Linked DNA regions of Homo sapiens: region 1 is linked to region 2. The links are chromatin contacts, found by Hi-C or POLR2A ChIA-PET in ENCODE. All regions are on one chromosome and are shown on one strand. The core of a region is the stretch at or near the end of the contact, and the rest is flanking DNA. Distances in the headings are between cores, read along the strand shown. Region 1 has its middle 24 kb from the start of AGAP1. Region 2 overlaps AGAP1 (ArfGAP with GTPase domain, ankyrin repeat and PH domain 1).

The links. A loop is a pair of places that touch in the nucleus more often than their neighbours do. ChIA-PET counts read pairs that join two places held with the same protein, here RNA polymerase II (POLR2A). Pooled maps may share reads with other maps.
Region 1: a loop to region 2 is called in a pooled map, with 2.0 times the contacts of the local background. The contact joins two enhancer-like sites. A Hi-C loop is called at or near these places in 2 of 50 pooled maps. POLR2A ChIA-PET finds 5 or more read pairs at or near these places in 2 of 52 experiments (H1 and PC-9).

Annotation. Positions count from the first base shown.
Region 1 is chr2:235,467,653-235,471,618 of GRCh38, forward strand. No RefSeq gene overlaps it. Among named protein-coding and RNA genes, the nearest start is that of AGAP1, 24 kb to the right of the region's middle. Within about 2 kb of position 1,524, at least 6 of the 41 ENCODE cell types and tissues checked have a DNase peak (open chromatin) inside an H3K27ac peak, as active enhancers do; they include PC-9, where a contact is called at or near this core.
Region 2 is chr2:235,550,836-235,555,221 of GRCh38, forward strand. All of the region lies in intron 1 of AGAP1 (ArfGAP with GTPase domain, ankyrin repeat and PH domain 1), which reads left to right. Among named protein-coding and RNA genes, the nearest start is that of TNRC17, 35 kb to the left of the region's middle. Within about 2 kb of position 2,961, at least 3 of the 41 ENCODE cell types and tissues checked have a DNase peak (open chromatin) inside an H3K27ac peak, as active enhancers do; they include PC-9, where a contact is called at or near this core.

The DNA.
Region 1 (3,966 bases), core at 274-2,773, 85 kb before region 2:
TCCGTCAGGAGTACGAGACCAGCCTGGGCAACATAGTGAGACCCAATCTCTACCAAAAATACAAAAATAAGCCGGGTTTGGTGGTACGTGCCTGTGGTCCCAGTTACTCAGTAGGCTAAGGAGGAAGGATTGCTTAAGCCCAGGATGTGGAGGCTGTAGTGAATCATGATTATGCCATCATATTTCAGCCTGGGTGACAGAGCCAGACCCTGTCTTAAAAAAAAAAAAATTCCCTACAAATATACTTTGAAATGTGCACAAAGTTATGTGCACAAAATGCTCACTTGCAGCTGCATTTGTTATTTTAAAAAAAGAAAAATCCCTGAAATGTCTATTAAATAAATTATGTCTATGTAAATAAATTATGCTACAGCTATAAGTAAGATACTATGCACCCATTAAAAATATATGTGTTGGCCAGGCACAGTGGCTCACACCTGTAATCCCAACACTTTGGGGGGCCAAGGCGGACGGATCACGAGGTCAGGAGATTGAGACCAGCCTGGTCAACATGGTGAAACCTCGTCTCTACTAAAAATACAAAAATTAGCTGGGCATGGTGGCTCATGCCTGTAATCCTAGCTACTCGGGAAGCCAGGCAAGAGAACCAGGGAATCGGAGGTTGCAGTAAGCCGAGATCACGCCATTGCACTCCAGCTTGGTGACAGAGTAAGACTCCATCTCAAAAAAAAAAAAAAAAAAAAAAGTGTTGCAATGAGGTGACTATAGTCAATAATAATTTCGTTGTATATTTTAGAATAAGAGTATAATTGGATTATTTATGATACAGAGGATAAATGCTTGAGGGGATGGATACGTCATTCTCCAGAATGTGATTATTACACATTACATGCCTGTATCTAAACATCCCATGTACCCCATAAATATATACACCTACCATGTACCCACAAAAATAAAAAATTTAAAGTATATATGTGCTGATAAGATCCCCAAGATATATAATTAAGTGAAAAGCGTAGGGCTAGAACAAAGCGCAGTATGATCCTAACTTGGTCCTGTTTTGTTTTTAAGGTATACAGAATATTCATACAGATTTTGCTCATATGCAAACAAGATAGACCCGAGGATACGTAGGAATTTGCCAATAATTACTCCCAGTGAGTAGAACTGGTGGGTGGGGATATAGTTTTGTTTCTTTCTTTAGATCATTTTGTGTTTTTTGGGGTGTTTTTTTTGCCATATATTCATTTGTTTACATTGAAAATAAAACAGACTCAAAAGTAAATAAAGGTGCTGTATCAATGGAGAATATTCACCACTTCCTGTGTAAATTTAATTCCGAAGGACAGCGTGCACCTGAGTAATGTAGATAAAAAGACCCTGTGAGTCTAGGGGCTGTCAGATGGACTCTGCCCCGGCACACACGGAAGCAGGAGATGCTCCTGCCCGTCACTGGGAAGGGAAGTGGAGGCAGTCCCGTTCCTGATGTCTCAATGTCAAAAATGGCCAGGCTGAGCATAACCTCCCTCCTGCTACCCGATACTCAGCTCAGCTTGAGGACTCAGCTCTGACTCAGAGAAGGATCTGGTTCCAGGGAATTTTGTCATGAGAAGCAAATCATGTGACACCCCAGTGTGAGAAATGGCTGGCCAGTGTAAAGCTGTGGAAAATTGAAGTTAGTCTTGGCTCCAGGCTTTATGGAGGTTTTTCTATTAACCAGAGGTGAGCTCAGGTGCGAGGTTAATGGAAAGGTGCAGAGAAGGCTGTCGGGGGACTGCGGTGACGGTTTACACTGCTGTGTAGGATGCAGTTCCTGTAACAAGTGGATATTCTCTTCTATTATAAAATACAGCCCCATGGGACTGTGGCATCAAAGGCCTCTTGTGGGTCTGGAAACTCTTAGCTGGAGGAGAAAAACAGGCTCTGCTCAGGATGCAGGCTGACAAGCATAAGCCTTGTTTTGTTCTCTGTAGAAACAATGAAACTTCAAGCATAAGGAAAAATTGCTTAAATTCCTAACATCCCACCACCCTAAGTTAATTAATTGGCATATTTTCTTCCTATCTTCCTATGCATGGGTGCATGTTTTTCATATTTCTAATTAAAATACTCACAAGTTGTAGCATTTTGCCTTTTTAAACTATATACTATAAAATCTATTTTCAGCAGGGTGTGGTGGCTCACGCTTGTAATCCCAGCACTTTGGGAGGCCAAGGCAGGTGGATCACTTGAGGCTGGGAGTTCGAGACCAGCCTGGCCAACGTGGTGAAACCCCATCTATACTAAAAATACAAAATTTAGCTGGGCGTGGTGGCGGGTGCCTGTAATCTCAGCTAATCGGGAGGCTGAGGCAGGAGAATCACTTGAACCTGGAGATAGAGGTTGCAGTGAGTGGAGATCATGCCATTGCACTCCAGCCTGGATGACAAGAGCGAAACTGCATCTAATATATATATATATATATATATATATATATATATATATATATATATATATATATTTTCCATATCTCTGTATAACCTTACTACTTGCGGTCTTACTGTACCACATTTTACCAAGTTGACACACAGTTCCCTATTGTTGGATAGTTATATATTGTTAAATACTTTTGATTTGATGACCTACAAGATATCATTCCAGGGAGCATTTTCAATGTACGCAGTTTTTTCCTCCTGTTAAATTGCTTCCTAAAAATACTCAGGACTGGAACGACAAGGCCAAAGGCATAACCATTTTTGCAACATGTTGCCACATTGCTTTCCAGCTGGGTTATAATGGTGTTCTGTGCCTATGAGTTGCTGGGAGGAATTGCTCAGACAAGAATAGAGCCAGGAAGCCAGGAAGACAGTAGCTATTTTGGTCAGTTGGGGCTGCTATAACAAAATACTATAGACTTAAGAAACTGAAATTTATTTCTCACAGTTCTGGAGGCTGGAAGTCCAAGATCAGGGTGCCAGCATGATTGGGTTCTGCTGAGGGCTGTGTTCTTAGTTTGCAGATGACCACTTTCTTGCTATGTCTTCGCATGGCATTTTCTTGGTTGGTGCACTCAGAAAGACAGAGAGAACAAGATCTTCCATAAGGCCACCAACCCTATCAGATTAGGACCACATTCTTAGAACGACATTTAACCTTAAGTACTTCCTGAAAGCCTTATCTCCAAATACAATCAGATTGGGGGTTAGCATTTCAACATATGCATTGGGGTGGTGGAACACAATTCAGTCCATAGCAGTAGCCCTGCCCACCAGGGAAGCTCTTGGACCATCTGAGCCCAGCTTGTCCATGGACATACCACTCCACCAGCCTCTTCTCTGCAGAAAAGCCTATATGATGTGAGAAGAGGGAACACGAGCTCTACACCTTTAACAGAGTTTTGGGGGAAGTCATTAAAACAGAGAGGTGGGCAAGTTTGATTTCCATGTTGAGACCAGCAGACTGATTCCAACCTTGTTTGTTTGTAATTGACAATCACTGGATATGAGCTCAGCTGAAGCACACTGAGAATGAGGCGGTGGCATTCTAGACCTAAATCTGCCACTTAACAATCACCTGTCAGGTTCCTGCACCTCCAGTCTGCTCAGATCTTAGGGTGACCTGACACCACCACCAGGACCTTGCCAGCTTCCCCAGGATCCTGGAGCAGCATAATGAGGATGGGCTTGTTTGCTTTAGAGAATCTCTAAGAGCATCATTGGCCTCCTGACGTTGCCAGCACCTTGGAGACAGGTGATGCAATAGCTGAGCATTGGAGCAAGCTTCACAAAGTTTGGCTTCCATTGCATCACCTGTTCCAAACTGCCCCCAGGTCAGTCCTCATCCCCTTCTATCGCCATGACCAAACAGTCCACGACTGGCCAGGGGCTCTCTGTTTTGAGGCAAGATGGAAAAAAGATGGTCTCCCTGCCAATATGCCCCTCACCCACGTCTTATGCTCTGCAGTGCTGGACAGTTCCCAGTGGGTGTACACTTTGGCCATAGGGATTCCTCCAGGGAGCAAAAATG
Region 2 (4,386 bases), core at 1,711-4,210:
ACTGTCTCGGCTCACTACAACCTCCACCTCCTGGGTCCAAGCAATTCTCCTGCCTCAGCCTCCTGAGTAGCTGGGACTACAGGCGTGCACCACCACACCCAGCTAATTTTTGTATTTTAGTAGAAATGGGGTTTCACCATGTTGGGCAGGCTGGTCTCGAACTCCTGGCCTCAAGTGATCCACCCACCTCGGCCTCTGAAAGTGCTGGGATTACAGGCGTGAGCCACCGCGCTCGGCCATAGATAGTGTTTCTTAAGAGTGAGTTTGCTTCTGAGGAAGAGAAGTGGGGGGTCGGGGGCATCCCACCTCCCTGGCCACCTCCAGTGGTGTGAGTTGGTTGCTTGATGTCATCTGAGGTGGGGCCACCCGGGAAAGGTCTTCATGTCTCACTTGTATGCCTTCTTGGATCAGGATTTCCAGGCCTCTGCATCTCTTGAGTTGATTCTGAAAGGGTGAGGAGAGAGGGGCTAGACAGATTTTTTTTTTTGAGACAAGGTCTCACTCTGTCACTCAGGTTGGAGTGCAGTGGCTTGATCATAGCTCACTGCAGCCTCAACCTCCCCAGGCTCAGGTCGTCCTCCCAGCTCAGCCTCCCAAGTAGCTGGGACTACAGGTGCGCAGCACCACACCTGGCTGATTTTTTTTGTAGAGACGGGTCGTCCAGTGATACTCAGATTGGTCTCTAACTCCTGGGCTCAAGGGATACACCTACCTCAGCCTCCCAAAGTGCTGGGATTATAGGCATCAACTACCATTGCCAGCCTGAGCTGCATGCATTCTAAGGACACTTTGTGAGACTAATTAAAACGTTTTTCTTTCCAAGGCACGTGGCAGGTGGGTGCTGTTTCTTTCCTGCAGGATGTTTGCTGAGCATTTGTGAGTGGAGCATCTTTAGGGAAAGCAGGACAAACCCTAAAAGACTTTCTCTGAATGTTACCTTTGCTCTTCACCTTGACTGGTAGATCCTGAAGGCGTAGAAAGAGGGTCCTCTGGAGAACACAAACTGAGCGTTGCTGGGCCTCAGGAGCTTCTAGTGATGCTGGAGGCGGCCACTGCTGTCTTTCAGCTGTGAGGAGCCAGGAGGGCGATCCCAGCTTTCTCCTGGTTAATTTTACCGTCTTTTAAAAAGGAAGTTCACAAGATTTCTTGAAAGAACTCTAGTTGGAGTTGTAGAGCTAATGTTTTTTTCTCTGGTCCCTGCCACCTGCTGGAAGGAGCCTGCAGGGAACTGTTTGTTGTGTGCTTGGCTGTTCAGTGCCCCATAACTGGCCGCGGTACTGCCACCCGCTGGAAGGGGCCTGCAGGGAAGTGTTTGTTGTGTGCTTGGTGTTCATTGCCCCGTAACTCTGGCCGCGGTAGTCTGGACAGGGCTTCTGAGAACCACCTGCAGTTCTGCTTATTGCTGGTGTTGAGAAATACAGTTTCTGCAGGAAAGAGAGAGACATTGGTGCCAAGAAATCCTATCGGGGACATTTAATAACTGGAAGTAGCTTAGGAAGCCAGGTTTGGAGTGCTGCCTTGGTGTCGTTATAATGCAAGTGGGATTTCATTATGTGTTTAAGGCTTGGCATTGTTGGAGGTCAGGAAGACCAACTAAGTCAAGTAGAGCCATTGGCTGCTTGAGTGCAGTGCAGAGCACTGGGAAATGGACTTCCTGGGAAGTGTGGGATTTTTTCTGCTACTCCTTCATTCACACCTGGATTCAGTTGCCCTCATGAGCTCACCCGCAATGTGTGTAGGGGGATGCTGCTCCCATTGGCCAGGCACTGGGGATGCGGCGTATGGGCAGGTGCACACACACCTGGCAGAGGTTTGGAGCTGGGTTGTGGGTGAGGGATGCAGAGAGGCTTAACCCAGAGAATGGAGGAAAAGGAGACCAGGAGAGTTCAGAGAGGTGAAGAGTGAGGAGAGAGCAGTGGCCAAAGTGGAGAGAGTTGAGTTTCAGAAAGCCAGCTGCAGAATGCAGTGCCTGACAGAGTGTGATGGGCCCCATCTCTCTCTGCTGAGCCGGGTTCTGACTCTGCAGAGCATTGGAGGCCTTGTTGTGGGCTCAAGGAGTGCAGAGAGGCAGCGCCTGCCTTGGTCGTAACTTCTCACACACATACATCCACACATGTGCATCTGATTGTGTGTGTGACACAGTGAAGGGTATGGGGACAGCCACATCTGGGTTTCAGTTTTCAGTCAGCTCCCTAGCTGGGTGGTTCCTCTGAGCCTCTGCTTTATTTCATCTGCAAGTAGCATTAATACTATAACTGAATATACAGTCAGCTACTCACCACTCGAAAGCCAGACTTGAGAGACAAGGGTTGGTGGGAGAAACAGCAGGTATATTTGAAAACCAAGAAGATGGTGAACTAACATTCTCAAGTACTGTCTTAAGTCAGTACAGATTTTAGGCTTTTTATATTAAGGGCTGGGGGAAGAGGAGGGGGTTGAGATCAAGAGATGACCAACGACTGGACATCTGGGAGGCAGTGGGGGTCAGAGGAAGTTGGGTTTTTTTTTGTCTTGGTCAGGTCACGATGTTCCTGTGAATTTTTAATAAAACATAGTTGTTTACATACTTCTCCTTTAATCCCACAGCTAGTTTTAAAAACTACATGATTGTGTTGCTAGGATTAGTTAAGAACTGATTTGAGGTCACTAGCACATGGTGAGTAGTTAGTAAACAATTGCTTCTGCTAGAATCATCATTGTCAATATTAAGAAGGCGAGTCCACGCATCTCTCTGGCCTGTTGGCTCACATTTGGGGGTGTGGCATTTGTGCGTGAAGTGGAGCCTGGTCCCTGGTGACCCAGGTACAGTTTACGTCTGGAGCCAGCATTTGGAAAGTTGCCTCCAGGGCCCTGGATTTGGAGGGAGCCAACTGCCAGAGTCTCAAGCAGGTGAGGGTGGGGTGCAGGAGAGGAGCGTTCAGGGCACCTCTGAGCACATGTGACATTCGTAAGTGGCACTCCTCATGCTGAGCAACTGACGTCGTATTTCCACCCGACAATGGCTTGATTCACTTGATAAGTGAAAGGAACTTCCACGTAAGGATCCCGAAGCACGGTTGCCTCCGCCTCCCACCCCACCCCGTGGTGCGGCGTGTGCCAAGACCAGCCCTCTGAGGTCAGCCCTCCTGGACCCCTTACTGGGTGGACAAAGGTTTTCTGTGTGACTCACCTCTGGCCAGAAATTTAGGGAAGCTTATTTGTAACTAATACCACCCAGTCACTGCAGGAGACCTGCCGAAGGGCTCTGGGGAAAGTGATCTTCAAAAATAGAAAGGTTGAGTGAAGGTAGGACTTTTGGGAGAAGCAGAAGGAGCCTATAAGACAGCACATTAATTTGGCAGGTAATTAGGAACTCTGATCTTGAGCATCTCATTTTAATTAGCGTGGTCCAGCCTGCCTTACGGTGCTCACGCTGAAGCAGAGAGTGGCCTGCTTAGCTGCTCCGCACCATTTATTTGGGTTTCTTATTTGGGAAGTTTGCATGTGACTGGGCCAAGTGACATTTGTTTTGAGGTCCCTCCCAGGGCCCAGGGGTGAGCTCTTGACAACCCCAGAGTAGAGATGGGGCACCTGTGCCCGGGCATTGATTTCCTGGGAAGGAAAGAAAACGCCAGGCCATGCTGCTGTGTTACAGCCCTTTAATCAGAAGCCCCTGCTGCATGTGGGCCTGCTGTTCCCAGTGCCTTTCAGGAAACCACCAGAAGGGCTCCAGCTTTAGGGAGGATGGTCCATTTACACGCCTGTGGTTGGAGGTTCCAAGTGCCTTGAAAAATGCCTTGATGCCACTTGGAGCTGTTTCTTTCTTCTCTTTCCTTTCCCTTTTAAAATCACGGAACCATTTCTTTCTTTCTTTCTTTTTTTAGACAGAGTTTCGCTCTTGTTGCCCAGGCTGGAGTGCAGTGGCGCAGTCTTGGCTCACTGCCTCCCAGGTTCAAGCAGTTCTCCTGCCTCAGCCTCCCGTGTAGCTGGGATTACAGGCGCCTGCCACCATGCCTGACTAATTTTTGTGTTTTTAGTGGAGACAAGGTTTCACCATGTTGGCCAGGTTGGTCTCAAACTCCTGACCTTAGGTGATTCGCCTGCCTTGGCCTCCCAAATTGCCAGGATTACAGGTGTGAGCCACGGTGCCTGGCCAGAATTGTTTCTTGAGTTTTTCAAACAATGCTTTCTCTCCAGCCAGTTCAATTGTAGAGGGTCCTGGAGAGGAGGTGGAGCAGTTGCCTTCTCAGCATCGTGGGGTGGGGCTGGGATGAGGAGAGCGCGGCCGCCAGGGTCAGCCTGGATGCTCCTAGGCAGAGGCACAGGGGTTGCTGATTCTTCTTTCCAGATGGATGTTTCTAAAGTCTTTCTTAAAGGAGCCAGAGGCTTGCCCGCCCTGCAGTGCCA